4 separate regions of the Homo sapiens genome follow, and regions 2, 3 and 4 are each linked to region 1. The links are chromatin loops, found by intact Hi-C in ENCODE. Cell type or tissue: heart left ventricle. All regions are shown on one strand. Links, peaks and the distances in the headings refer to the core of each region. The heading gives the core; the rest is flanking DNA.

Region 1 (7,726 bases), core at 851-5,850:
AGGCGGGAGAATCGCTTGAACCCAGGAGGCGGAGGTCGTGGTGAGCCAAGATCATGCATTGCACTCCAGCCTGGGCAACAAGAGTGAAACTCTGTCTAAAAAAAAAAAAACAACTACCAACCCCTGCCTCTACGTAATCTTTTTTTCTAAAATGTTCCCCCATCTCCTCAGTATTGATGTGTTCAGAGGCTCTGGGCTTTCTTTTGACCTGAGTAATAGTAATGATTGGTCATGCCAGAGCTGTACTTCATCAGTGGGTTTTTTAAAATAATATTTTAAAAATAATACTACCTCCCCAGTTATTTAAAAGTAACCATGCCCTTGTTCTCACTCATAGGTGGGAATTGAACAATGAGAACACTTGGACACAGGAAGGGGAATATCACACACCGGGGCTTGTCGTGGGGTGGGGGGAGGGGGGAGGGATAGCATTAGGAGATATACCTAATGTAAATGACGAGTTAATGGGTGCAGCACACCAACATGGAGCATGTATACATATGTAACAAACCTGCATGTTGTGCACATGTACCCTAGAACATAAAGTATAATTTAAAAAAAAGAAAAGAAAAAAATTTAAAAATTAAATATAAAAAAATAAAAAAATTAAAGTAACCATGCCTTACATTTAATTCTTTTAATTTTGGTCTATTTTTTAATAAACCTAATAAGCTGCTTCAAAGATATGCAAGAACTCTTAGAAATAACTACCACTTATTGTATATATACTAGATGTCAATATAGTATACAATAGACGCTAAGCCAATTATATATTTGGTCTCATGACACACAACCCTATGAACTAGATGCTACTATTTCTTTTCTTTAGGCCTGAAAACTGATGTTCTGAGAATTTAAATAAATGTAGCCAAGATCACAGTAGTTGAAGTGTTGGAGGAAGCATTCAAACACAATTCTGTCTGCATTCAGAGCCTGCCGTCTTAATTACGAACTTTTCCTACCAGCTAAGGGAAAGGCAGTGTAGGGACAAACAACAATACTTCTACTATCTTGAGTTTAACAATCTTGCAGTAAGTGAGGTAGTAACTCCCAGGTGTGGTCCCTGAAACAGCAACATCATCATCCCCCAGCAAAGTTGTTCAAACTGCAAAATTTAGGGCCCACCTCAGACTTTAAAAATCAGAAACCCTGGAGATGGAACCCAGCAATCTGTGTTTCAAGACACACGCTTAAGTTTGAGAACCCATAAACTAAGCATCTGTATTAGTCCATTCTCACACTGCTATAAAGAACTACCTGAGCTTGGGTAATTTATGAAGAAAAGGGGTTTAATTGACTCACAGTTCCACAGTTTTAACGGCAAGCATGACTGGGAGGCCTCAGGAAACTTACAATCATGGTGGAAGGTGAAGCGGAGGCAAGCAGCTTCTTCACATGGTCACAGGAGAGAAAGAGAGAGAAAAGGGGAAGTTCCACACACTTTTAAACCCTCAGATCTCTTGATAACTCACTCACTATTACAAGAACAGCAAGGGAGAAATCTACCCCCATAATCCAACCACCTCCCACCAAGCCCCTCCTCCAATTCAACGTGAGATTTGGGCGGGGATACAAATTCAAATCATATCAGCATCAGTGTGAATACTTTGGAAATGGATCAATCACAACTGCTTTTTTAAACATTCATTTCTTGAATAATTCTTTTTCAGTAGAAACTTGCACATAATTTTATTCTAACTCCAGAGAGATTTGAACAAACATTGTTGCCACATGCTTGACAGGTGTGTAACATTGTGAGTGGAAAAGAAGTAATCAAGAGAAAACCATTTCTCAAAATCCTGTGAGGTAACCTAGTACAACTGACTTTAAAAGCAGTGTAACAGGTGTTTCTGAGTTTTACAAGATGAAGAGTTATCTAAGTTAGTTATATAATACCTAGTGAGTTCCCAGTAGTCTCCTCCCTGTCTGTGCAAAATTACAAGGAACGGCGTTGAAAAGCACCTGTAGGGCTCATTTGACGAGCCTGCCTCACCCTTCCTCTTCGCTCTGTGCTGCTTCTTTCTCTAATCAAAATAAGACAGGGGCCGGGCATGGTGGCTCACGCCTGTAATCCTAACACTTTGAGATGCTGAGGCAAGTGGATTGCTTGAGCCCAGGAGTTCAAGACCTGCTTGGGTAACATGGTGAAATACTGCCTCTACAAAAAATACAAAAAAATTGGCTGGGTGTAGTGCTGTGTGCTGTAGTCCCAGCTACTCAGGAGGCTGAGGTGCAATGATCACTTGACCTGGGGAAGTCAAGTCTGCAGTGAGCCGTGATCGGGCCAGTGCACTCCAGCCTGGGAGAGAGAGTGAGACCCCATCTCAAAAAATAAAACATAAAAAAAAATTAAGACCGAGAGGCCAGCTTTGGTCTGGGTGACACTACCAGTTTGGGGTCTTCCACTCCCTCTAGCTGGAGAACCTCTGGGCAATCGCCCAGTGTGCAGGTGCTCTGTGCACCTGCCCTAATGACTCAGGTCTGGGAATGGACCATTTTCCAAGAGGCAGGCTCTACATTCAGTTTCTCAAAACCCTTGTGTCTTCCATTTCCTTGAAGTTTGTTCAATATTAGCCTAGGTGTGCCCTGAATAAAAGAAAATAGAAATTCATGGCATCATTTTGTCTTTACCTGAAAAAGAAAAACGATTTGAGTTGGTTTTCAAACAGGGCCAGAGGTCAGAAGTCGAAGGGCAACTTCCTTGCTGGGGCTGAGTCAGTGACTTCAACCTTCTCAGACCAGGGTTCAGCTGTGCACACCCTGCTTCCTGCAGGGAAGGAGTTGTTCTGGTAGAAAACAGTTTGGATTCTACAGGCCAGTGGTGCAATTCCAGCTCAGGAAATTGCTAGCTCCGAAGCAGTTGTTCCTCCGTGTCTGACTTTGGGCGATGTATTTCACATTCTTCAGCCTGGTTTCCTGAACTGCACTGTTTGGGATGGAAAGGGCAGGAATATCAACCCAATGAGAATGGAGAGAAGTAGGACTCAGTGGCCTAACCTCACTAGACTACCTCAGGAAATGCTAAATTAATGTCAGCACTGCCGGCTGGGCATGGTGCCTCACAGCTGTAATCTCAACACTCTGGGAGGCTGAGGCAGGTGGATCGCTTGAGCCCAGGAGTTCAAGACTAACCTGGGCAACATACTGAAATCCCGCCTCTGCAGAAAATACAAAAATAGCCAGGCATAGTGGCATGTGCCTGTAGTCCCAGCTTCTCAGGAGGCTGGGGTGGGAGGATTGTTTGAGGTAGAGGTTGCAGTAAGCTGAGATGGCGCCCCTGCACTCCAGCCTGGGTGACAGAGTGAGACTCTGTCCTTAAAAAAAAAAGTGTTGGGGTAGGGGGGTGGTCAGTGCTTTTCCTCTTCCCCTTGAAAGTAATGAGACAGATTTTCACCTGACTTTTTGGGAACACTAACCTGAAAGAGCAGTCACCAGGGGTCATATAAACAGGGTTTACGGCCCGATCATCTCACAAGCATATCCCAGAAAACTGGGATATATGTGTGTGGTTTCTAATCTTGAAACACAGGACAAGGCCAGGATGCCTCATACACTGAAGAAGGGAAAAACTATAATCCCTGGTTCTGGATCAAGTCACAGGCTTTCTCCTCAGACCTCTGGGGAATGCTGGACTCTCTTCCTCTCCACAACACCCCACACATAAACACACTCAAAACACAGACAAATTCAGTATTCAGCTAATCCCTAAATATTCAAGGGAGCGACACACCAATCCACTGCAGAGAAGAGAAACACCACACTCGGTGCCCGGCTGTGAAGTTTAAAACCTTTCCCGGAGACATTTGTATTTTTCCCAAAAGGAGAGAGCCCTCTGCTGGTGAATGGACACCGTGCTGGGGAAGGGTGACCGGACTGTCCACGTTAAGTCACCCTTACCGGCTGTTTGCTCCTTTTCAGGCAGCAAATGTGTAAGTTATTACCAACTGGCTAAGTTTTCATCCGTGGCAGGAACAAATTCCAGTATTATTTAATGAATGTTGATGGTACAAAGCCCAAATCCCATAAAACCCTCTTGGCTGGACTGATTACAGTTTACTACAGCAAAAAGCGGGGAAAAAGAGAGGATACAAGAACTTTTTTCGGCTCTTCCATAGTTCATGGATAATCTCCTCGAAATGTTTCATGCAGACGGCTCTGCCCAGTATTTGGGCTGTAAAAACATCGTGTCAGACAGTTTGGAAGACGTTGTAAACAACCTAAATGTCCGTCAAAAGAAAATGAGTAGGTGAGTTATGGTGGATCCAAACAACGGAATACTATGCAGCTTTAAAAAAAATAGTGAGGAAGTTCATTCGGTAAGAATATAGAAAGATCGCCACATCGTTATGTTTGTGAAGGAAAAGCATAGAAACAATATGCATAATACACTGTCATTTGTGTAAGAAGGAGGAGATATGTTTGTGTTTGCTTCTACATGCATGAAGTATTTCTTACTTTTTTTTTTTTTTAACAGAGTCTTGCTCTGTCACCTGGGCTGAAGTGCAGTGGGGCCATCTTGGCTCTCTGCAAGCTCCACCTCCCGGGTTCACGCCATTCTCCTGCCTCAGCCTCCCAAGTAGCTGGGACTACAGGCACCTGCCACCACACCCGGCTAAATTTTTTTTTGTATTTTTAGTAGAGACGGGGTTTCACCGTGTTAGCCAGGATGGTCTCGATCTACTGACCTTGTGATCCGCCCGCCTCGGCCTCCCAAAGTGCTGGGATTACAGCATGAAGTATTTCTAAAAGTTTGCCCAAAGAATTAATTCCAGTGGTTACATGTTTATAGGGGTGTGAGAACTGCAGGAATGGAGGACACAGGTGAGAAGAAACGTTCCACTTTGTTATATATTTCGACCTTTGATGTGACTATTTTAATCAAACATTAAGTCGTTTTTAAATGACAGCCAGAATGGGCATGAAGTTTCCTTTTACCCAACACTTTGATAACAATTAACATTTATTTAGCACTTACTATGTGCCAGGCAACATGCTAAACGCCTTAGGTGCATTAACTCATTTATTTAACCCTCACAACTACCCTATAAGGTAGGAACTATTCCTGTCATCCACATTCCAGAGACAAGGAAACTAAGGGACAGAGAGGTTATTGGCCCAGGTTCACACAGAGAAGGCCTCTCAGCAGGCTGACTCCAGATTTCTGCACCAACACCGTTCTATGCAGCTGCTCCAGAGAAAGTGTCTCCAACACAGTAAAGCTGATATCAGAGAATATTGTTGGCTAAAATTCCAGGAATCCTGAAGTTTGGAGAAATCCTTTACTAGTGGTCTCAAACATGAGATTTCCTTTGATTAGACAAACGTACACCATTATTCACAAACATACACTCATAGATTCTCACAATTCAAACATGCATACATTCTCACATTCACACATACTCACACATCCTAAACTCACACACACATCCTCTCACGCAGTCACACTCATATATCTCACACAAATTCACACTCACATCCTCTCACACACATTCACACTCACATCCTCTCACACACACATCCTCTCTCACACACACTCATCCTCTTACACACACATCATCTCACACACTCACACACATCCTCACACAGTCACACACATACATCCTCTCACGCACTCACTCTCATACATCCTCTCACACACACATCGTCCACATACACATCCTCTCACACACGCACACACATCCTCTCACACACATACACACATCCTCTCACACACATACACATACCTCCTCACACACACACATTCTCTGACACATACACATACCTCCTCCCACACACACACACATCCTCACACACATCTTCTCACACACTCACACACATCTTTTCACACACATCCTCTCACACACATCCTCACACACACATACATCCTCACATACACACATACATCCTCTCACACTCACACACATCCTTTCACACACACATCCTCTCACACATTCACACACACAATCCTCTCACACTCACAGTCATACATCCTCTCACACACACACATCCTCATACACACACATCCTCTCACACACACATACCTCCTCTCACACACACACATCCTTTCACAGACACATCCTCTCACACACACACGTCTTCTCACACACTCACACATCCTCACACACACATACATCCTCACATACACACTCATACATCCTCTCACACACTCACACACATCTCTCACACACATCCTTACACACACATATCCTCTCACACACACATCCTCTCACACACATATACATTCCTTCTCTCACACACCCTCTCACACACTGACACATCCTCTCACACATCCTCACACACACATCCTCACACACACTCACATCCTCTCACACACACATACATTCACACAGTGACACACACATCCTCTCACACACATCCTCTCACACACTCACACACATCCTCTCACACACACACATCTTCTCACACACATATATCCTCTCACACACATTCATACATCTTCTAACACTCTCACACACATCCTCACTCACACTCATACATCCTCACACACATACATCCTCTCACACACACATCCTTTCACACACACATCCTCTCACACATTCACACACACAATCCTCTCACACACTCACAGTCATACATCCTCTCACACACACACATCCTCATACACACACATCCTCTCACACACATACACATACCTCCTCTCACACACACACATCCTTTCACAGACACATCCTCACACACACACGTCTTCTCACACACTCACACACACATCCTCTCACATACACACACATCTTCTCACACACACATCCTCTCACACACTCATGCATCCTCTCAAACACACACACATCCTCTCAAACACTCACACACCTCTCACACATTCACACACATCCTCTCACACACACACATCCTCTCACACACACACACATGCCCTCTCACACACACACATCCGCTCACACACACACCCACTCACACTTACACATCCTCTCACACACTGACACATTCCCACATACACTCATACCCACTCCCACACCCACTTGCCAACTCAAACACACCCTCACACCTTCTCTGGCTCCAGCCTACCCTCTCCTCTCTCCCGCCCCACACAGCCCCAGAGCGTTGGTCCTGGTACACTCCAGTCCAAGGATTCCTGGGCCTCTCTCAGGCCCACTCTCCCTTTGCCAATCTCAGGATCTCCTCTCCATGCATCAGCCTCTCCTGACTAAAATGTGGGCGTCCGTATTTCTGTTCCACACAACCCACTTCTACCTCCTAAACGTGCTCCACACACATTTGCACAAAGAACTAATAACACTGGTTACTATCATTAGTGCTCCATGCTACCCAATTCCAGCTTTATTTCTCCTGACAACAAAGACTTTCTCTTCCTCAGGACCTTAAGAGGGAAAGATTGTTTTTCCATTCTACTTATACTTTCAGCTTCTCTGCTTGCATAGTGAATGAAGAATTTCATGCAATTTCATTTTTGACAAGAAAGAGTTACAACCTTCCATCTATCTTAGGACAAGCTGCAGCGCATCTCCTCCCGGTGCTGGAGGACGCACAAACACTGTGAGACCAACATTTTGTTCTGCCAACAAGCCATTTAGTGTCCCTGGAGCACTGACCTGCAAATATGCTAGATGCAAAACCATTTAAAAGGGAGAATGAGATATAGCATTTGACACATGCACTTTTCATTTTTGGGGAGGGGTTGGCTTTACAACATAACAATTCTTGAACATTTTACTGCGGCCCCAAACTCCCTGTTGCTCTGCTGTTTCAAATTCTG
Region 2 (7,726 bases), core at 886-5,885, 78 kb before region 1:
AGGATGAGCATCAGAAGGACCTGGCTGGGTTCTGAGAAAAATGGAATGTTAGAGAGATGAATAGATAGATAGAAAGATGGATGGGTGAACAGATGGATGAATGACTAGACAAGTAGAAAGACACAGACAAATGGATGGATAGTAGGTAGGTGGCTTCCTCTCTCCCTCCCTCCCTCCCTCTCTCCATGCCTGTCCATCCAAGCAAAGACCAGGGAATGTCTCCTACCTCAGACTAAGAGGTAGCCATACTGCTTCCCAGGACCAGTTCTCTTGTTGGCTTGATCACACTCCTTCTGCCCCCTCCCAAATCTTATTCCTCATCTATCCCCTGTCTTGATTAATCTCTCTCTCCACTAAAGATTCAGCTTACAAACACCTTCAGTTTTCCTGTAGGCTGATATATATATATATATACACATATGTATATATGTATTCCCCCAACCATCTTCTCATCAGGCTAAATTCAATTTCATTCCCTCATATGCTTCTTCTGGACCGAGTTCTCCACATCCTACCATCTATGTTCAGTCACCTCCACCCACTGCAACTTGAGGCCCACCCTCCACTCCATGCTCCTCAAAGGTCCCCAGCCCCCTTTCCCAACCTAAATCCCATGGTTTCCTCTCCTTGAAATATCTGAACCACATTATCTGCCTTGAAACTTTACTCCTGTTTCTTTGTTTTCCACATTTCCAGCAATCTTTCCTGATTTATTCATTCTTTAATTTATTCAATAAATATTTATTGAGAACTTATTTTGTTCCAGACACTGAGCTAGAGATGTAGGGAACACAAAATGACCAGTTCCTAGACCTTACTCTCAAGAGCTGAGAAAGAGAGCTAGTTATGTATGCAGGTGAGTTACAATAACATAGGATCAAGTAAACATTCATTCATTGATTCAAAAGGATTGCTGAGCACTTACTAGGTGCCAAGCATAGTTCTAAGAACTAGGGATACAACAATGAACAAAACTGATAAAGATTCTTCCTTTATTAAGTATGTACTAATGGAGGAGAAAAACACTATGCGAGTAAAATATAGAGTAGGTCAAAATATAATGTGTTATGGAGAAAAATAAAGTATGAAAGGAGAATAGAGAGAGGCCTGGGGGAGGGAGGGTTTGTAGTTTGCAATGGATTGATCACGGAAAAGCTTACTAAGGCAGAGACATTTGCACAAAGACTTGGCCGGGCATGATGGCTCACTCCTGTAATCCCAGCACTTTAGGAGGTCAAGGCGGGCAGATCACCTGAGGTCAGGAGTTCAAGACCAGCCTGGCCAAAATGGCAAAACCCCGTCTCTATTAAAAACACCAAAAAAATTAGCTTGGTGTGGTGGTGGGCACCTGTATTCCCAGCTACTCGGGAGGCTGAGGCAGGAAGAATTGCTTGAACCCAGGAGGTGGGGGTTGCAGTGAGCCAAGATCACGCCACTGCACTCCAGCCTGGGCAACAGAGCAAGACTCTGTCTCACAAAAAAAAAAAAAAAGGCTAGACGAGGTGAGGGAATAAGCCTTGTACGTATCTGACGAAAAGAATTCTGGCAGAAGGAACAGCAAATGGGAAGGCCCTGAGGCAGCGGGGTGTCCAGTGTCCTGGGACAGTGAGGGGGGTGAGAGTGGTGAAAGGCGAGGTCATAAATGTAGGGCGGGGGCAAGGCAGTGTGTAGGGCCTGTGGTCCCTCAGAGGCCTGGGAGTTCCGCTCTGCATGAGACAGGAGACCACCAGACACCTGGAACAAAGGAATAACATGATCTGAACTACATGCTGAAAAGATCCCTGTCCTGCATGTAAAACAGACTCCTGGAACACAGGCAGAAGCATGGAAACCCACCACAGTCCTGCAGGATAGAGTTGGGGGTGTCTTGGAGCAGGGGAAGTGGTGGGAGAGATACAAAATGATTGGATTTGGGGGACATTTCTAAGGCAGAACTAACAGATTTAGTGCCGGATTACAAGTGAGAGCTCTGCAGAGGTAGGAGTACCCAAAGAACCCACCAAAGTGCCCCCCAAGACAATCGGCTTCAAATGCCTGCCAGCCCAGGTTCAGCCGCCAGCTGACAACAGCACTAGTCAACCAAGGCCTTCCGCGGCTGGACTCCTCTCTCCCGAGCCCCTCCCACCTTCTCCCTGAAAGATGATCCCAAATGGTGGCCTCATTCTGAAGACGAGGGAAGTGGGGTATGATGCACGTTGGAGAAAAAGAGAAGAGGCCAACCAAGCCTCCTTTTGCCCAGTGCCAGTGGCCAACTTTTAGTTGGCCCAAGCTGGGGGAAGAGAAGAAGCATTAACATTGAATGAAATTACTGATTGTATTATTACACTGGCCTCGACATGCTAAGAGCAAGACCTACTGTTAACTAAAAGTGGTCAGAGGTGTACAATAATTTGCCCTAAATTTTCTTTCAATTAGGGTCAGGAAAAAACTAGTTCTATGGAATAAATGTCAAGGGACAGAAGACAAAAATACAGTTTTTATTATAATAAAGTCATGCTAACTCAATGAAACATTTACTTTGGGAAAACAAGACTGAAATAGTCAACAAAAGCTCTTATGGAAAGGCTGGTTTAAAAAAAAAAAAAAAAGCAACCTTATATCTAATTGATGATATATACTGCCAACCCTAAGCAGAGTTTGCAGGAGCACTGCTTTTATGGTTAAATCTTCAATAAAAGACACAGTCCACAGAAAAAGCCTCTCTCTCTGAAACAAAACTGCTAGAAGCTAGCAGGAAAACAAAGGGTTTTGTTGTTTCTGTTGTGGTTGCTGCGGGTGCAGTGTCGTTGTTCAGTAGAAGTCCTTAGGTTTTAGGAAGCAGAAATCCTGGGCTGAATTTATGACTTGAATAGGTAGTTCCACAGTAAAGGTAATCCTTCATTTGACATTTCTTCACTTAGTTGTTTTTTCCATATTGTTCACATCGAGCCTTGCCGTTTGATTTATTCTTACCATAATGCACTTGTACATTTGCTGTTTTGATTATTATCTCATACTTAAAGCTGAGTTGGCACTTTCTTCCAGGGCCTTCATTTCCAGTGGCTTATAAATTTTATGAACAAATTACTTTTTATTTATCAACCCCTTCCTCTGCCCAGCAGTGAATTTTTTGGAAGGTTGGCAGGGAATGCACAAATACTATTTTTTAAATGAAACATCCTAATGAAGAAGGCTGTGGTATTTGAGGGGGAATAAGCCAAGATACTCCTTTCTTTTAAATTATTGCATTACTCTAAAATAAAGAAATAAATATAATTTAGGAAACATAATATAAAGCAAATACATGTGCTAGTCTCCAAAAGCAGAATGAATTCCTTGGAGGAGGTACTGGGCCAGGATCTCATTTGTTCTGGTATATAGCTTCTAGGCTGGAATGTTTCCAAAGCAGTTATAATTCCATAACCCCATCAAGTTATGCAAAAAAAGTTGATAAGTTTATTATGATTTCAAGAATGACATTTGACTTACATAGGAGCAAGAAGCTGTCAGACTCTGGATTGACAGCATCCTCCATCAGCAGCACTGTAAAAAGATATTAAAGTCACCACAAGGGGGATAGGGTTGGTGCACATGAATAAACTCCATAGAAGAATGGATTCAACATTTACTTAGGCTACAAAACAAGCATTATTATCCCCACTTTGCAGAGAAAGATACTGAAATTCAGAGAGGCTGAATATCTTGCCCAAGTTCACACAGTCAGTGTTACAGCTTGGATCTAAACCAAAGATCTCTCTCTCCAAAATATTGCATTTTAATTTTAGATAATATTTTTTAACCTTCTCATCCTTCCCACCAAAATACACTATCCATCCTTCTAAAAATCAGAAAAATGGCCAATTTGGGGAGGTACAATAAATACTAAAAAGGCTGAAAGTCAAGAGTGTAGATGGTTTGATTTCTGGATGATGGTTTTGGAGGTAAAAAGCACAGCAGAGCCCAGGAGTCAGAAAATTCTGGGTTCCCCCTCCATTCCACCTCTCCCCTCTGCCGGTCATCTCAGCCACTCTCCCAACACCTGAGAGTCCAGCCTGAGAAGAATCACTTCCATTCATCAAAAAAGGAAACTCAGAAACATCAATTGCCCAGATTTACACAGTAAATGCTATTCTGACTCCTTAATAACTAGACAATGGTAAATTTGAATTAACCCATATCCAGAATTCTAGATCTCATAATTATCTGGTGTTAAGGAAATTCAGCCAAAGAGAGAATCCCCGATTATGTCTGTAGTCACAAAAAAAGCAGCACCCACCTTTAATGGTATATATCCTGAAATTCTACCAGATAACCGAAAAAAAAAAAAAAAACCCATAAAACTAAAACAAGTAGCTCTAGGCACTAAAATAAGAAAATATTTTTAACAGTGCTAAGAAGCCAAACTTCAATTATAAGAATATTGAAGGTTTTTATTGAGGATAAGAAAACACCCCAGGAGATTTCAGTTTTTACTCAGTATCACTTCCACAAAAAGGCAACTACATTATGCTGTTAGCAATTGCACAGGCTGCACTCCACTTCCTTGAGGAAAAAATGAGGAATTGGGCTCATATAAAAACATATGCAAGAAAGGAAGTGTCAAGATTTGTCTGGGAATATTACATATTTAACCTAAAGTGGGAGTCTAATGTTCACCTTAGCTTCCCAATAGGAATCCCTTTCTTTTTTTTTTTTTCTTCAACTTTTAAGTTCTGGGGTACATGCACAAGATGTTCAGGTGACATAGGTAAATGTGCGCCATGGTGGTTTGCTGCACAGATCAACCCATCACCTGGGTATTAAGTCCATCATTCATTAGCTATTCTTACTGATGCTCTCCCTCCCCCTACCCCCACCCCAGAGGCCCCAGTGTGTGTTGTTCCCCTACCCAATGTCAGTGTGCTTTCCTCATTCAGCTCCCACTTATAAGTGAGAACATGTCATGTTTGGTTTTCTGTTATTGAATTAGTTTGCTGAGGATAACAGTTTCTAGCTCCATCCATGTTCCTGTAAAAGACATGATCTTGTTCCTTTTTATGGCTGCATAGTATTTCATGGTGTATATGTGCCACATTTTATTTATCCAATCTATCATTGATAAGCATTTGGGTTGATTCCATATCATTGCTATTGTGAATAGCTCTGCAGTGAATATACGTGTGCATGTGTCTTTATAACAGAATGATTTCTATTCCTTTGGGTATATACTCAGTAATGGGATTACTGGGTCAAATGGTATTTCTGCCTCTAGGTCTTTGAGAATCACCACAAGGTATTCCACAATGGGTGAACTAATTTACACTCCCACCAACAGTGTAAAAGCATTCTTTTTTCTCCATAACCTTACCAGCATGTGTTGTTTCTTGACTTCTTAATTATCACCATTTTGACTGGCATGAGATGGTATCTCATTGTGGTTTCATTTTGCATTTCTCTAATCATCAGTGATGTTGAGCTTTTTTTCATGTTTCTTGGCCACATAAATGTCTTCTTTTGAGAAGCGTCTGAGGAACCCCTTTCTATGGGGAATTCCATACTGTTTGAGTTTTGATGTGGGGAGAAGATGGACAGTCACCCCTAGAGGAGCTGAAAATGTTACATAGTCCCTTGCCATGTGGGCACATTCGAAGCAAAGGTTCTGCCGATCAGAGAACCGCACCAGGCTTGGTACAGAAAATTCTCTCACACTAAGCGATTTCAATCTTTCTTTTTTCTTCCTCTCTCTCTTTTCCTCCCTCTCTCATACTAGCAGCAGCAGCAGTAGCTGCAAGGCAAAGCTCCTGGCACAGAAGCCACATTTAATACTGCCCAGGAGAAAATATGTGCAAACCATACACCTGATAAGAGATGAATATCCAAAATATATATATATCAGACAACTCAATAGCAAGAAAACAACCTGATTACAAAATAGACAAAGAAGATGAATAGACATTTCTCAAAAGAAGATATACAAATGACTAGCAGGTATATTTTAAAATGCTTAGCATCACTAATAATAAAAGAAAAACTTCAGCTGAATTAAATTTAAAGAAGTTTAATTGAGCAACAAATGAGTCATGAACTTGTTGTTCAAGGCAGCCTTCCTTGCCAGAGTGGGCCCAGAGACTCCAGCGCAGCCACATGGTGGGAGAAGATTTATGGACAGAAAAAGGAAAGTGAGGTACAGAAACAGCTGGATTGATTACAGTTCGGCATTTGCCTTATTTGAACACAGTTCGAACAGTTGGCTACAAGTGATTGACCAAAACTCAGTGATTGGCACAAGTATAGGTTACAGTATGGTTACACCTCCACTTGTTATATAGTTCATGGTGTACAGAAAACCCTTTAGGCTGAACTTAAAATATGTAAGGAGGCAACTTTAAGCTAAACTTGATTTAACACTCATCATCAGACAAATGCAAATTAAAACTACAAGAAGATATTCCCTCACACCTGTTAGATTGGCTATTATCACAAAGATGGAAAATAAGTGTTGGCAAGCATGCAGAAAAAAGAGAACCCTCGTACACTGTTGGTGGGAATGTAAATTAGTACAGCCATTATGGAAAACAATGTGGAGGTTCCTCAAAAAAATTAAAATAGAGCCACCATATGATCCAGCAACCCCACTTCTGAGTATAGATCCAAAGGAAATGAAATCAGTGTGTCGAAGAGGTATCTGTACTTGCATATTCATTGCAGCATTATTCACAACAGCCAAAATATAAAATCAACATGAATGTCCATTGACAGATGAATGGATAAAGAAAATGTGGCATATATATGCAATGGAATATAATTCAGCCTTAAAAAGGAAGAAAATCCTGTCATTTGCAACAACATGGATAAACCTGAAGGACATTATGCTAAGTAAAATAAGCCAGGCACAGAAAGACAAATACTGCATGATCTCACTTATATGTGGAATCTAAAAAAATTTGAACTCACAGAAGCAAAAGTAGAACACCAGTTGCCAGGGACTAGGGGCGGGACAGGGAGAAAATGGGAAGATGTTGATCAAAGGGCACAAAGTTTCAGCCAGAAAGGATGTATAAGTTCTGGAGCTCTACTGTACATGATAATTGTAGTTAATAATAATGTATTGTATACTTGAAAATTACTAAGAGAATAGATCTTAAATGTTCTCACCACAAAAATACAAGTATGTAAGGTGACAGACATGTTAATTAGCTTGATCTAATAATTTCAGTGTATACATAGAGTGAAACATCATGTTGTACATACCATAAATATATATAATTTTTATTTGTTGATTATATATTAATATAGCTGAGAAAGAATTTAAAATTTTAAAAAACAAAACTGTACTACCCAGTGCTCAGTGGCTGCAGTGGTGGTACTTTTCTTATAAGACCAGGCCTATGGCTGGTATTTAGACATTTTTTCTGGAAGTTCAGCCTCAAGACTGGGTGTCTCCAGTCCTCTATATATTTCTGTGAGCACCCTCTATCCTTAATAAACCAAAGTTCATTTTTGTTGTGTGCTACCAAGAATTCTGACAGAATCAAAACCCAGCTCGGACAGCACTTGCCTGTACAGTCCACCAACATTCTTTTAATGGATGACCTAAATCACTAAGGAAAGTTTCAATTATATTTTCTACATTCTGATTACTAGGATATAGAGTGTGGACTATCATTTTGGAAATTTCCATTTAAAAAAGAAAGAAATGGTTTTGTTAATTAAATCAAATCCTCCAAAACAACAATGCTATTGTCTGAGTATCTGTGTTCCTCCAAAA
Region 3 (7,726 bases), core at 1,747-6,746, 170 kb before region 1:
TTGTGTTGATGAAAAGAGTCAAACTCTGTAAAATATTTGAAAAGATTCATTCTGGGCCAAATGTGAGTAACCATGGCCCATAAACACAGCCCCCAGGAGGTCCTGAGAACATGTGCCCAATGTGATCAGGGTGCAGCTTGGATTTATATACATTTTAGGGGGACATGAGACTCAAATACATTTAAAATGTACATTGGTTTGTCCAGCAAAGTGGGACAACTCAAAGCTGGTGGAGGGTGTGGGCGCACAGCAGGAGTTCTTTCAAGTTGTATTTCAGGTTACAGGTATATTTAAATTTTTTCTGGTTGGCTATTGGTTGAGTTTATCTAAAAACCTGAGATCAATAGAAAGGAAATGTCTGGGTTGCAATAAGAGGTTGTGGAGACCAAAGTCTTATCATGCAGCTGAAGCCTCCAGGTAGCAGGCTTCACAGAAAATAGATTATAAAGGTTTCTAATCAAACTTAAGGTCTGTGTTGATGTTAATGCCAGAGAGGTGTGATGTGACATGTTCAACCCCCACTTCCCATCATGGCCTGAACCAATCTCTCAGGTTAAATTTTAAGAGCTCCCTGGCCAAGGAGGAGGAATTTCATTCAGATGGCTGGGGGGACTTTAGAATTTTATTTGTGGTTTATACTTGCTAGTGATAAGATGACACTTCATGTCTCAGGATTTAATTTGGTAAATAGAGAAAGCAACCCTTTTCTCTCAAGGTTGTGGCAATTGACACAGAGAGATGTGAAGACACTTTGGAAACTGTTACACAAATGATACATACTTTTACCAAATGACTTAGTGTTTCTAATTATTCACTGCCACTCATTCCATATGAGTTCTGCAGCGTTCCTGCACGAGTATGCATCCTCCTCCCATTGATGCTGGGATTGGTCACATGACTTGCTTTGGCCAACAGGAGGTGAGGGGACATGTATATTTGAGCAGAAGCTTTATGAACCATTGTGTGTATATGAATTAGTGAAACAGGAGAGTTCCCTGACCCCTTCACAGGATGTGCAACAGGGGTGTGGCTCATATATTCAGCTGCTGCACACTCAAACCCCTTATGGGAAGGGGAGCACACAGACGGGCAGATGCAGGAGCCAGGGTGAGCACTTTTGGGCTCCAGCCCTACGGTAGCATCTATGGGTGGGTGCCTGCAACTCCCGAAGCCCCAGTGGGAATGTTACAGTGCTTCTTTAGCTCTCCTGATGGCTAAAGTGTTAATCAGTTTAGTGTCTTCTTCTACCCAGGTCCTTGTCCGGTGTCCAGAAAGAATCAGGTCACACACAGACTCAAAGGATGGTAAATGCAGGGGTTTTATCGAGTGGTAGAGGTGGCTCTCAGAGGGATGGATTGGGGATCTGGAAAGGGGATGGAGTGGGAACATAATCTTCTCCTGGAGTTTGGCTATCCCATGATCAGTCTCCTCTCTGACCATTTCTAGTTGAACTCTCAACGTTCAGATGCTCCTTCTCTTCTCTCCTTCTCTGCTGTGCCATTCATTCCTTCTCGGCTGTGCTGCTCTTCTGCTCTTCTGTTCATCTGCTCATCTGCTTACAGGACCTGAGGTTTGGGGTTTAAATGGGTACAGGATAGGGGGGCGTGGTGGGCCAAATATTTGGATGCAAAAACAGGAATGCCTGTTCCCATTTAGGGCCATGGGTTTCCAGGCTTGAGGGTGGGGCCTTTGCTGGGGAACCACCCTCTCCTACCCAGTATTTCCTTGCCTCCTGTCCATACCATTAGCAATATATCTTTTTCTCCCTTTAACATGAGGAAAGCATATCCCAGATTGGGACCTCTTCTTGCTGGCCCTGTAATGAAGACAAATGGAGCAGAGTGACAGCTGAACCACAGTCAGCACAAATTGTAAGAAATAAACTCTTGTTGTTGGAAGCCACTAAGACGTGGCAATTGTTTGTTACTGCAGCATAATGTAACTTAACTTTAGCTAAGTTATATATTAACCAAAGGGAATTGACTAATAGAATAATGCTAATGTAGACATAGGCACCTGGCAGTTTGCTGCAGTTTTCCTTCCTCAACATTTTTTTCTAAACAGCTTTTATTAAATATGAAGAGGAAATAGTGCTCAGGTGTACACATGACAAGCTCTTGAGGTTAATAGCTAATAGTTTGCATAACAGAATCAAGAGCCAAAAAGAGAGAAACAAACTGGAACAATGGTTTCCCAAGATGCCATTTAACTGGGAGAAATATAACGTCTTCCACACAACTGCAGGATAAGGAAGACGGCAGTTATCATGAAAATAATGTAAACTTTTATTTTATAGTCAACAGAATATAAGGCAAGAAGTTGTTTCCAAAAAAAAAAATGGACTTAAGGCTATATTCACAGAAATGTGGTACCCCAAATAGTTAGTTTTAAGTATCTTCACAACTGTAGTCACTTTAATTTGTTGAATTCCCTCTTGGTTGTAGAACCTAAAGTGAAAAGAATTGGATTTGGTTTAACTCCAAAAAAACAGTGACTAAATTGTATAAGGCATGTGTAAATCCTGTAGGAGAGGAAAGTAGGAAAACTTAAGAGAAGAGAGGAGAGGAAAAAGAGGAGGCTACCACCTTAGGAGAGTTTAAATAAATGAATTTAAGCATTTGAAAGCCTCTCTTTTAGAATAAGTATTGGAATTATTCTGCGTGACTTTGAAGTACAAAACAGACACGGCAGGGAAAAGAAAGGGATTTTTAACAAATAGATCCTCCTCGTCACCCCCAAATTGAAGGGGCTGCTTAGAATGTGTTGGAGAGGAGATCCATGTATGAGTAGGAATAACAATTAGTCTCAAGGATAGCAAAAGTCTCTTCTAAATGTGAAGAATCAAAACCAATTTGCAGAGGGCAAGACTGGATTAGGCCAGTGGAATACCTTGGGGAGGCTATTAATAAATCACAATTTGCAGTTCATGTTGGAAAATGAATTTCACTTACCAAGGAGAAGTGCAAAATTGGTATTATTTAAGATAGTTCTACCCTCACAAAGCGGGGAGTCACCCTCACTCCCCCACAGCCAGGACAGCCAATGTGCCTTTAGATTTAGAAATGGGCTGGTCTGTCACACGTGCACTTTCTTTCTCTTGTCAGCAAAGGAAGACACATCTTTGGCAAACCCTCTGTTTTAAACCTGGCATTTCCATTTTTTATTTGTCTAAAACAGAGGGAGGGAAAATAGCTATGAGAATACAACTAGTCCCAACTGGTAAAAAGAAAGGCAAGTGGCCAACAGAAATATTATAGCATAAGGCTGAAGCAGAGAAGAAATGAGAAGAAAAGATCAGCCCCTCTGAAAAGGTTCTCTCAAAATAAAAGGCCATGCCAAGGAAAGCCACAGGGGCAACACCACAAGCCCAAGGAGAGCTTTAATCAGGAAAACCTGGCCTCAGGCACGCGCATGCAGCTTCCTACCTGCCTTTCTGCGTGCCATTTTCTGAAACTTAGGAGACAGGAGGTTTGTTCATGGCCAGATGAAAAAGCAATGCACGCTTTCAATGGCAGCCCTGCTAGGATTCATGTTTCTACAGGTTTTTTTCCTCTACCTCCCGTAAATCTCATGCTATACAATCTCCCAGGGCCATCTCACCTGATCTTACAGTTTCAGTCGTAAGACTGTGGTAGTCTTTAAGCTACCCACCCCTAAATCTACACCTGCAGATTGAATCGACCAAAGGAATCAAAGACATTTGTATCCTATTGTTTATTAAGTAACTGTCCCTTGGATTTCCTACTGACACTTCACATTTACAAGGCCCCAAACTCCCACATTTATCCTCCTACTGATGCAAGATTTTTCCTTGACCCCCTTGCAGAACAGGGGTGCCATGTTTACTCAGCCAATCATGCTCAGCCCCTCGCAGGAGGGAACATGCAAGTGAGTGACTGCAGGAACCTGCTGGCCACTTTGGTGCCAGCAGAAACAAACTCTGTGCAGGCCCCGTGGCAGTGTCCAGGTAGGGGTGCCTGTGACCCCAAGGCTCCAGAGGGCATGTTACAGTGTTCTCTTAGCTCAACCAACCATGGACAGCAGTGTGCTATCAGCTCAGTGGCCCCTTTGCCTCGGCGAGGGGGGTGGCTACCTCCCGCCAGCAAGGGAAACAAGCCAGTGTGATAGCCTTTTTGGGTATCCACACTTGGTGGGTCCCAAATTCTTGTCTAATATCCAAGAAGAATGAGGTCATGGAGATAAATTGGAGGATGGTGAATGTGCAGAATTTTACTGAGTGATGAAAGCAGCTCTCAGCAGAGAGGGGAGCTCGAAACGGGACGGGAAGGGTAGGTTTCTCTCCCCTGAAGCCAAGTTGCCTCTCTGCCTCTTCCTCCAAAGTCAAGTTGCCTCTCTGATGTCCCCTATCTGCCTAGAGTTTCTCCTCCTCCTGCCTCTATCACTACTCTATTTCTATCTCAGGGAATAATAGACAGCAGGGTCAGGAGTGTGGAAGTCATATTCCTTATCTTCCTCTCTCCCTCATCATCTCCCCCATTTATATTCCACCTTCCCTCACCTCCCACCTCCCCATTTTGATGCAACTCCTGTTAATTACAACTCCCAAGCATTTCTTCCATCCTGGTGAGCACTATCGTAGTTCACCACCATCATCTCTCACCTGAATTACTGAGACAATCTCCTGGCTGGTTTTCATGATTCTGATCTTACCACCCTCTAATCTGTTTTTCACATAGCATCCAGAATAATCTTCCTAAAAGTGCAAATTGATATTACTCTCCTATTTAAAACCCTTCAAAAATTCCCTTTGGCCATCAGGATAAAGTTCAAGATTGCTAATGTGGAATAGAAGACCCTTGTATTTCATCCCGTGCATCTTCCCTGACCTCTCTCTAGCCTTTTAGCCCTCTTCCCACACACTCTCAAAACAGCTTCATCATGTCACTGAATTTATCATACTCTCTTTTAATCTTTGTACATTCTACTCCTTTTGTCTGGAAAGGTCTGTCTCTTCAGAGGTCACTTGCAACCAGTAAACTCTTACTCAAACTTCAGGTCCGTTGAAAAGTCTAGCAGACCTTGTTAATGCTCCCCTCTTCCCCTACCCCCAAACAGTACCATTATCATCTGAGCCCTCTGCAGGCTGTCCCCCCACAGACACACCAACAGTTTCTTGCCTAAGTCTCATGGCCTAAAGGAACATTCTGATCAGGAGGTGGTGCTCTGCCCACTTGTCAGGGAGCTATCCCAGGAGTGACCCTCAACTAATGAGGGTTAGAAATTGCTGGATAACTTGCTCACCCCTCCATAGGACAGCTCTGAGATGTGCTCTATACAGTTTCTTAAAGAGTCCCTAGTAGGGCCAAGTCCTATTTACCCATAGCAGAAACCTGCTCATTAATTCACCCAGTATTGGCTTCTCTTCCTTTCCCCTCTTACTCTCACATTCACTCACTATGGTTCTTGGACTCTCCCCCCAAAAAAATTCCCATAACGTTAGGGGAAGCTGGATGAGAAGTCTACAGGAATGCCCTGTACTATCTTTGCAACTCTTCTGTTAGTCTATAATTGTTTCAATATCAAAAATAAAAACAAAGATAAAGTCACCTTTTCCCTGTAAATACCAGAATTGTAGTGGCATGCACCCCTGCTGGTTTTATTCAAAAACTCTGACCCCTGGCCAGGCACAGGGGCTCACACCTATAATCCCAGTGCTTTGGGAGGCCAAGGTGGGAGGATCACTGGAGCCCAGAAGTTCAAAATTTGCCTGGCAACATAGCGAGACCCTGTCTCTACAAATAAAAAATTAAAAGTTAGGGCATGGCAGCATGTGACCATAATCCAAACTACTTGGGAGGCTGAAGCAGGAGCATCAGTTGAGCCCAGGAGTTTGAGGTTATAGTAAGCTATGATCATACCACTGCACTCCAGCCTGGACAACAGAGAGAGACCCTTGCTCTAAATATACATATTAGGTCCCCAAAAATGTCCTCCAGCTTTTTCTAGGAGTTCTTTCAGTTTTCTCTCACATGTACTCAGCATTGCTGCTGCCTCTACTGTAAATACTTCGTATTAAGTCATTACTTCACTGGACACAACTAAGATTCACCATCACCTGTTGCTGCCATAGTATCTACCCTTGAAGGAAGGGAAGCTCTTCCCTTGGCTACTCCATCTCAAGGGTGCCACAAGATTTTCCATTAATTTATCACTGCAAATTAGAGAGTAGGCTGTTTTCTTCTGGAAGACTTCTGGCCTTGAGTTTTATTTTTCACTAAATTTTTTCTCACTTCATATATTAACAATAATTTTTTAATGGGTCATAGGCTTAAATATAAAACCCAGAACCATTAGTCTTCTAGAAAAAAAAAGTAAGAGAATATCTTTGTGACCTTTGTGTAGGCAAAGCTTTTTGGACAGGATGCAAAAAGCCATACAAGAAAAAATTGATATGTTGGACTTCAACAAGACTGAAAATTTCTACTCATTAAAGTATGCCATTAAGAAAATGAATTAAGCCATAGACCAAGAAATAATATTTGCAGCACACATATGTGACAAAGGTCTTGTATACAGAATATGTTTTAAAATATCCTGCAAATCAACAATAAAATTCTGTACAATTTAATAAAAAGTTGGCAAAAGACATGAACAGACATTTCATAAAAGAAGATATATGAATGGCCAATAACCACATGAAAAGGTGCTCAACATCATTAGTCATCAGACAGATGCAAATTAACATATGTAAAATACCATTTCAACCCCCACCAGAATACCTAAAATTTAAAAAAATACTTGAAACACAAAATGTTGATAAAGATGGAAAGCAACAGGAACTCTGATAAGAAGGTAGAGTAGTACAAGTTTGGAGAACTGTTTGGTAGTTTCCAATAAAATGAAGTGCATGTCTTAACTTTATTAGTAGTAGAAAATTCTAATCCTAGGTATTTACCCTGGGTTGGGGAAGCAGGGAGGGACACGTCCACAGAAAGATTTGTGAAAGAATATTCATTCATAATAGCCCAAATTAGAAACAACTCAATGTCCATCAATAAGAAAATTAATACACAAATTGTGGCATATTCATGCATTGGACTACTACTCAGCAATAAAAAAGAATAAACTACAGGGCAGGCACAGTGGCTCACGCTTTAATGCCAGCACTTTGGGAGGCTGAGGTGGGTGGATCACTTGAGGTCAGGAGTTCAAGACCAGCCTGGCCAACACGGCAAAACCCTGTCTCTACTAAAAATACAAAAATTAGCGTAAGCATGGTGGCGCACAGTAGCTGTAGTCCCAGGTACTTGGGAAGTCCCAACTACTCAGGGGACTGAGGCAGGAGAATCACTTGGACCCAGAAGGCAGAGGTTGTAGTGAGCCGAGATTGTGCCACTGCATTCCAGCCTGGGCAACAGAGCAAGACTCGCCCTCAACAATAAAAAAATGAACTACTGATTCATGTGACAACATGGATGAACCTCAAATATATTATGTTAAATGAAACAAGAAGAAAGAAAGACAATCAGCTGCGGGAGGCAGTGTTAGGGCATTACTTTATTTCTGAGCTTCTCTCCTTGACTAACCCCAAGGCCAAAATAAGTAAAGTGAATTCATTAGTAAGCATGTCTAACACCCAACCAATACCATGTGTTCCACCCATTCAGAGCTTTGGGATGTCAGGAATTAACCCCCAGTGGGCATCACTCATCAAGTATTAATTACAATTGCTGCTTGCTCAGATTTTTCTGGAGATAGGATAGGA
Region 4 (7,726 bases), core at 1,070-6,069, 310 kb before region 1:
GTATCTATAATAGGTATTGTTGTTATTGGTATTATTACTGTGCTAATAGCATAATGGGTGACAGAATAATGAAGTCAGGAGTCAAAATAAATTATAATAATGATTATTATTATAATAATAATATGATTAACATTTCTTAAGTGTGTGCCTAGGTACTTTAATGATTGCTTCAACTACATTATCTCACTCAGTTCTCCCAATTCTACAGATAAGGAAACTTTCCCTTAGAGGAGCTTAAAATTTTGCTCAACAGCTGATAAGTGATGACCCTAGGATATGAACCTAGGTTTCACAGACTCTAGAATTTCTGCCATTATGCTGAATTAAGGATAACCATTAATAGATTAAGGAAAAATAAAGAAAAGGAAGATGTTTAATTCCATGAGTGAGGTCCTTTACTCTTTTCCCAACTAAAACAGATGAAAGCCTACATTTTAGAGCAAGATGGGCCAATATCAATCACTTCACTTAACCATGTCAGACTTTTATGATAAATGTTACGGCTGAGTGTGAGGTCACTCAATGTCAGCTCAATATCCCTTTAACAGGGAGCTATAAGTCAATCCTGCCATCTTCAGATTTATCTCTGGTGTACAATAAAACTGGTTGATTTTCTATTGATTGAGCATTTGAGATACAAAAGCTTGAGAATTGGCTGCTATTTGTTTGATGTGTTCCTGTGTCTGTCAAACTTGTAGGAGTGTTATCTGCTGTTTGAATGTGGCTTGAAGCTTCCCAAATCTGGCTTCCATAATTGTTTGGGAAATGTCATTTGCTTGAAAAATGGGGGTAAATTGAGGGCCTGTCTTTTCCTATTTGCAGATATTAAGAGATTTTATTTATGCAAGCTGTTAACCAGGTTAACATTGCCCACCCCATCCCTAGGGATGAAGTAGGAGTTCAGTGTGGGTGAGGCATACTTCTTAAGGGTCCTCAAAGCCTCTGAAAAAGTTACATCTTCAGTAGAAAGCCCACATATTGCAAAATGTTGGAAGGACGGTGCCTTAAATTGTGAAATCTTCTGTGAGGGATCTCATTTTTCTGGAACTCCCTGACATCTGAGCCCTCATGTTGCTGGAATGATTCCAAGAGCACCATAAAATTAGGGCTGGTCCTGTCTGAACTGAGTCCAGATCATTTCAAAGTGACTCAAGGCAGGGAAATAAATATTGAACCTAGTTAAATGTTGCTTGAGATTATGCTTGGCACTGGGTGTCCAGTCACTGATTTACTCTTAGGTTACAGGGGTTATTTTGAGCCCAAATGGATGTGCCAGGGCGGATTCATTCAATGGCAGCAATTATTTGCAAGCACAGTTGCATTTCTGACATGTTTAGCGGAATGTAATGTAGAGATTTATGTGATGGTTTCAGGTGGGTGTAACAGACATTAAAGTCCTCAGTTTCATGCTACTTTACTCAACCCTGGATCACATTTGGCTTTTCCCCATTCTTTTTCTCCTTTTCCTTATCTTGCTTGAAAAAAACAAAAAACTGACGTTTTTTCTTTCTTTCTCTTTCTTTGTCTCTTTCTCTCATTCTGCTTCTTTCTTTGTCTTTCCTTTCTCATCCCTTTCCTTTCCTTTTAGACAATAACTTATAAGTTATGAGTGAACAATACGAAATCAGAATCAAAGAGGTTAAAAGAAAGAGTTGTAATGATATTCAGCTCACCCCACTCCCACTCTAAACCACCCAAAAAATATGGGGGTAGCTACTTGGAAAAGAAATGTTTTAAATGGCCAGTTACAACTTTAAAGAAGAGATTTTGAAGCACAGGTACCCATGGTACACATGGACTATGTACAGCCATACAATTTAAGCCCTGTTGAGTTGGCCTGTGACATGTTTCATTTTATGACTGATGTCGGGTCTTGTACCTCAGTGCCACAAGATGGAAGTCACATGCAGTCCCAGTCCTCTGCCTCTCTTCCCTTCAGCAAGAGGAGGATACTCCCTAGTGCCACATTTGGTCTCACTGTTTGATCTGAGGCTCTGGCTGCTGTCAAGTCCCAGCTGGGCAAGACACTGGAGCAGCATTCTGGTATAAGAGCAACCTTTGGGATCACACATACCCACATGGGACTCCTGATCTGCACTCTATTAACTGTCAACCTTCAGCAATTGACCTAAAACTCTCTGAGCTCAGTTTCCTTATCTGTAAGATGGAGATGATAATAACTCCTACCTTGCAGTACTGTTGTGAAGATTTAATGGGGTAATGCACATAAAGTGCTTGGGTCAGCACCTGCCATCAGCAACACTTACTACATGGTAGACAGCAGAACAATTCCTCAAATGTCAAACCACCTCTCTTTCTGATAGGCCTGCAGACTCTGGCCACAGATGTGACCCTAGCCTCAAACCTCTAAAGACCTGGCCACAGAGATCAGGTGGCTCAAAATCTTGGCAGAGGTGGACAACGGGGGGCAGGTCAGAGGTCCAACGTGGCAATCAGGCAGGAACCATCTTCCCAAGACACACCCCCACTTCTTGGGTTACACTGCCTATGCTCGGTCTCCGACCCGTTTCTACATTGGCCTGGCAAGGTGCAGGGCCCTGCCAAACACAATGCCAAGCACAGGCTTTATTAACTTGCCTATATCTTGAGAAAATAGACACAAAACAACAGAGTATACATTAAATCCTGTTAGGAGAAAAATCAATAAGAAATATCTGTTTAACAAAGCCCCATACTTAGACCATTTTCTTTCAAGAACTATTTGATCACACTTAAGATCAGAAGCCATAATTTTCACATATGTAAGACTGTATAGTTCCCAAAGCCGTTCCCCATACCTTATCTTATTTGAGCCTTCCCAATACCTTTCAAGGTAAGTATTATCTCCACTTTACAGATAAGAAGCTGATGTTCAGAAAGTTTTAAGTCAAATCCAAGGTCATTCAGCTAATACCTGTTTGAGTTATTTCTTGATCCGAGATCTTCTGACCCCAGCATTCCCAGCACTACACTGTTCACCTTTTTCTACCCACTGAGTACTGGTCACCAAAACCCCTACTACCCTCACATCCCAACACTCACCTATGCTATCTGGCTTTGATTAGAAACCTGACCAAGGTATAGGCTCTGAAAAGACACACAAGTTAAACGAGGCATGAAAAAATTATCTGGTTTAAAATATGATCATGAATATACACCATATACAAAAGAACTTAATGGAAAGAAACAGAGCCCAAGAATTTCAGGGGGACTCTTCACTCTTCCAGCTTTAAGAAGCAAACTGGACCTGATGGGTGATGTACTTTGTGAGCCAGTTAATATAAATATCATGATAATTTTAATGATAATACAGCCCATAGACCTCAGGGAGAAAGTAGTATTCTCACCAAAGGTACAAATGGATGGGGATTTTATGAACGAAGGAAGATCACTTCCTCTACACAGACTCTATGCTCCCAGCTATAGTGATTTATTTCTGCCCCTTCCAACCCAACATTTCCTGAGAATCCCCATGGCCCCTGTCTTTGCTAGGTGGGGAAGAAAGACCTGATCTTGTCACAGGAGTAGTGCTGGTGAGGAGAGGACAACAGACCTAGTGATGTTTCTTTCACCCTCCCCAATTCCCACCACCTAGAAAATGAAGACTGACAACTATTAATGACTCCTGGTAACCACGTATGGATTATTCATGAGATAAAGCATGATTTAAACCATAGCTATGAGATGATCGTTTCATGTCCCACATAGCCCTTCCCCAGCCAGGCCTGAAGCTATAGGGATGGAGGTGGGTGTTTGGGATGAACCAGGGCTGCCACACAAAACATCCAAAGAAACCAACTTCTTGACTGCGGGGAGCACAGGCAGAGCTGATTGGACATCAGCTACTCTGAGGAACACAGGAGATTGCCTATTTTTTAGGAAATGTTCCAAAAAATTGTTTCCCCTCCTCTTTAGCCCAGAGTGAAGGAGGGTGTTTCCCATGCAGACAGTGCAACCTGCCCCGGCCCCTCACCACAGTGAGAGAAGACTCAGCAGCACATGCTCACCGAGCTAACTGAACCGATGGTGCTCTCCGTAGTGGCCACAGACTACAGCTGAGGTCAACTGATGCATGCCCAACGACGTCTGCAGATCCCAAGATATGATTTCATTAATTGCCATGGATAAATCAGTTGGGCATTTGCTGGCAGTGTTTAAAATGCCACGATGGGTCAGATTAGAAAGCTGCTAGTACTGTAAGTCCAAAAGTGACCCAAGGAGGGTTCTTGGCTTCTGCCAAGGGTAAGATCCCACAGCTGCTTGAGTTGACTCCACCTGAACAAAGTGAGGCCTCTGCCATCAGGCCCATCATTCCATCTAGATAGGTATGGCCTCCTGCCACCACCGGGACACACATCTGTGATACAACCAGAGACAACAAAGGTACCCTGGGCTGGAGGCAGGGCAGGGGTAATTGCAGTATCAGAACCTACTTCCCAGGATTCTTGACAAAGTTCTCCCCAACAGGTGCTTCTCCTCTCTGGAGTAGTGTAATGATGAAAGACACGTATTAGAAGTTGAACTACCAAGGTTTGAATCCCAGCTCTGCCCACCAACTATGTAATCATGAGAAAGTCACTTAACCTCTCTGAATCTCAGCTTCCTCCTCTGCAAAAGGGAAGAATAAAGCTCCTATATAGTCCCATAAAATTGGTGTAAGGATTAAAAGACATGATTGGTGTGAAGAGTTAGAACAGTGAGTCAACATGAAGTCATGTTCCATATTATTTTTCCTTTAGGGTCCTCCGTCTTCCCCTTTCCCTGGAGACCCATCCTATCTGCCCTAGTGGGGCAGTGCCTTGTTCTCTGGGATGCTCCTCTCTTTACTCTGAAAGAGATCAAATAACCAGTCCACACAAAGCTTAATATGTTGTTCAATAGGAGGGTGGAACTTTAGATGCAAGGAGCAAACTCCTAGAGGGAAATTTCCAGTTTTATTGGTCTGCAGATAGAAAAGGGTTATTTGCATCATGTAGGAGAGTATTGAATAGGAGGTGAGGAAGTAGGCCAAGGCCTCATAATCTGGACATCGATTTCAGGATAAGAAGTGCATATATAAGAGGTTTCATAGGTAGAGTCGAGAGCAAGCATAGTAGAAATGACACTACAAAGATTTTAAGAAAAAATAGGATTGAAGGGGAGCCAGTGTTGCCAGATGGAGGCCATCATGTGGAGATCCTGCTTGGAGCACTCACTAGCCCAGAGCCACCATGCCATGGGATGGACCTGCAGCCTCTGGAGGCCTTGATAAGGGATGGCTGAGCTGAGCTGAGTGTTCACTTCCCTGTGCTTTTTACATTTCCTAAGGTATAGGCAACCAGGAGATGCCTTATTCTCTACAATTTTCTGGGACCAACATAGCCACATCTGTTATCCCTTTGTCCTTCCTCACCTTCCTTGCAACTCTTCATACACATTCACACACACACACACCTTTCCAGGTCTGAGAAAAAGGTAATAGACAAAACACAAACTCTAAGAATCAAATGCAGACATGTGAAGCTGGCCAGGTGCAATCATACATGCCCTCGGGTAAGGCATGATTCATCACCAAAGTCCCCAACTCCTCTGCTCTCTGAAAACACTCTGCCTTCTTGCAGATGGATGGTGACAGTCCCACTCCTTTCTACCTCATACTGAGACCAGCTTGAGCATGTGGCTGGCCATGCAGCCTTGAAAAGGACAAATGACCCGAAGGGACTAAAGTAGAATGGGGAAAGCCAGGCACTCCAAAGCTGCAACATCACCCTCTGGCAGTTATAATTGCTCCCCTGCAGTGAGGGAATGTCCCTGCCCACTACTCATCGACCAGGTAGCTCCTGGAGGGCTCAAGTTCCTGGTGGAAGGGGCTTGGCCTGTTTCAACTAACTTCAAGCAGCACAAAGCCCAGCCCATCTCTCTGTAGCTCTGGGCATTTAACAAATGCTTTTAATGATGATGATGCAATCCTTTCAGCTTAGGTCTATCAGGGTCCCCTGAGAAACATATATTATCTGAAGCTTTCCCTTTTGCTTAATTACATTGTGCTAATGTTCTTTTTCCACTAGATTTCTCCTCCCCCAACTCTCCCATCCAAATCCTGCTTCACTGTGGGTTGGATTTACATAAAAGGCCAGCACGTTATAATTGTGATGATTGATCACCAAAGTTTCCTTGGGTTCAGATTGTTTCCTAATGTGGGTCATTTTTCATCATGAAGAGTTGGCTGATAATGATGTCATTTCCATTGCTTGAATTTTGAGGCAGTGGCCACATATCACAGAGTTTAAATGACTGTCTATAGGGCAGCAAAATCATGTCGTTATCAGTTTAAAGCAGTTGCTGCTTTACTCCTGGGGACAAAACAAGAATTGGAGCCTCCTAAAACTCATCAAACAAGAGCAGGATGCCAAGAATACAAATCTGTATCTGGGCCTGGGAAAGGGGGAGCAGGAAGGAGGGGTGGTGGTGAAGCAAACCTGTTTTTGCATGAGGCTGTGTGGTAAGTATCAGATAAAAATGACAAAGTCATACTTGACAGAAAATAAGCTGTACTGCTGATCACTGGATACCTTAGATGTGTTCACCCACAATCCTTTAACTGTGATTTCACAGGAAGATTAACGAGCAAGAATTGAAATCATTCACGAAGAGAAGCTTTGGACTAAAACCCATCTGCCAGATAAGCCAATAAATGTCCCTCTCATCAAGTGATTGGGACTGGGATGGAGCTGGAATTTGGCCCTAATGTTGCATGTGTAAAGTATGCATATAAAATGAAATGATGTTACATGTGTGTTTAAAACAAATAGTTGCATTGTTAAAATCCCAAGGCTTGCAGACCCTAAATCACTGTGAGTGAGCTGCTGCCCCAGATGCTCTGTTTTCTGCTATTTGCCCCCAGCCAACTTCCCATGTGGCATGTCCTTCTGAACCCTCTAGGATGCCCTGCAGATGTTAAAAGTGTATAGTGCAGCCCCAGCCCTGTCTTCCACAGTCTTTCTCATGCAACCCAGCATCCCTCCTCCAACTTCTTTTCAAAATACTCTAACTTGGAGAAAATTGCAAGAACAGTAAAATGAACACCCATATATTGCTCACCTACATTCACTAATTATTTTTATTGTCCCAAATATGCTTTATCTCTCTGTATACATATACACACTTTTTTTTGTTTAATCATTTGAGAATTCATTGTTTTAGCTTCCCATGCTTCAGGATACTTCCCTCCTACATACTTAGGTGAGTATCTCAACAAAAGGTTTTCCTCCTTTCATATCATACTTCAGAAATTTCACATTGATATAATACTATTCTCTAATATGGTCTTTTTTAAGTTCAATTGTCCCTATAGTTTTATGCAGCTGATCTAAGTACATACATACACACATACACACACCCACACACACCCGCACACCCACACACACACGCCTCCAGGGTTTAATCAAAGATCTCACATTGCGTTTAGCTGACATGTTTGCTTTTTCATTTGTTTGTTTTGTGTTGTGGTGTTGAATTGGTCCTAGCGGTATCAATATAAACCTATTTTTATTTCAAAAATTTATTTCTTAGGAAGATGGAGATATGTCAAGAAGACACAGGATTCTTCTTGAAAGGATTCCCACTGGGAAAACTGGGATAATTTAAACATCAAAATGACAAATGACAGAAGTGGTTATAACATATTAGAGGGAACAAATATATTTTCTGATATTTTGAAAAATCAAGGTGGGAAGAAGAATGGAAC

Evidence for each region. Peaks named below come from ENCODE experiments on the same cell type or tissue, not always from the same donor. Only the 100,000 strongest peaks of a DNase experiment are listed, where the experiment ranks them.
Region 2: it touches region 1 in a loop (7-fold over the local background); 12 of 110 quality-filtered maps call a loop at or near these places.
Region 3: it touches region 1 in a loop (2.1-fold over the local background); 6 of 110 quality-filtered maps call a loop at or near these places.
Region 4: a loop joins it to region 1, with 2.3 times the contacts of the local background. A loop is called at or near these places in 3 of 110 quality-filtered maps.

Annotation. Positions count from the first base shown.
Region 1 is chr5:68,959,238-68,966,963 of GRCh38, forward strand. It overlaps LOC107984116 (a long non-coding RNA gene), which reads right to left. Exons shown (of 3, transcript XR_001742709.2): 2 at 2,632-2,926; 3 at 1,303-1,389. Among named protein-coding and RNA genes, the nearest start is that of LINC02198, 67 kb to the right of the region's middle. In heart left ventricle, for the core only: CTCF peaks have their summits at 3,840 (motif pointing left) and 4,039; a DNase peak (open chromatin) is centred at 3,824; H3K27ac peaks cover 214 bases.
Region 2 is chr5:68,881,550-68,889,275 of GRCh38, forward strand. No RefSeq gene overlaps it. Among named protein-coding and RNA genes, the nearest start is that of LINC02198, 140 kb to the right of the region's middle. In heart left ventricle, for the core only: a CTCF peak has its summit at 3,534; no DNase peak of the experiment used is centred there.
Region 3 is chr5:68,791,309-68,799,034 of GRCh38, forward strand. The region is part of intron 2 of LOC105379013 (a long non-coding RNA gene); the gene reads right to left. Among named protein-coding and RNA genes, the nearest start is that of LINC02198, 230 kb to the right of the region's middle. In heart left ventricle, for the core only: no CTCF peak of the experiment used is centred there; no DNase peak of the experiment used is centred there; H3K27ac peaks cover 323 bases.
Region 4 is chr5:68,651,581-68,659,306 of GRCh38, forward strand. All of the region lies in intron 2 of LOC105379013 (a long non-coding RNA gene), which reads right to left. LOC105379010 (a long non-coding RNA gene) reads left to right here. Exons shown (of 3, transcript XR_007058808.1): 2 at 6,595-6,742; 3 at 7,552-7,636. Among named protein-coding and RNA genes, the nearest start is that of LINC02198, 370 kb to the right of the region's middle. In heart left ventricle, for the core only: no CTCF peak of the experiment used is centred there; no DNase peak of the experiment used is centred there.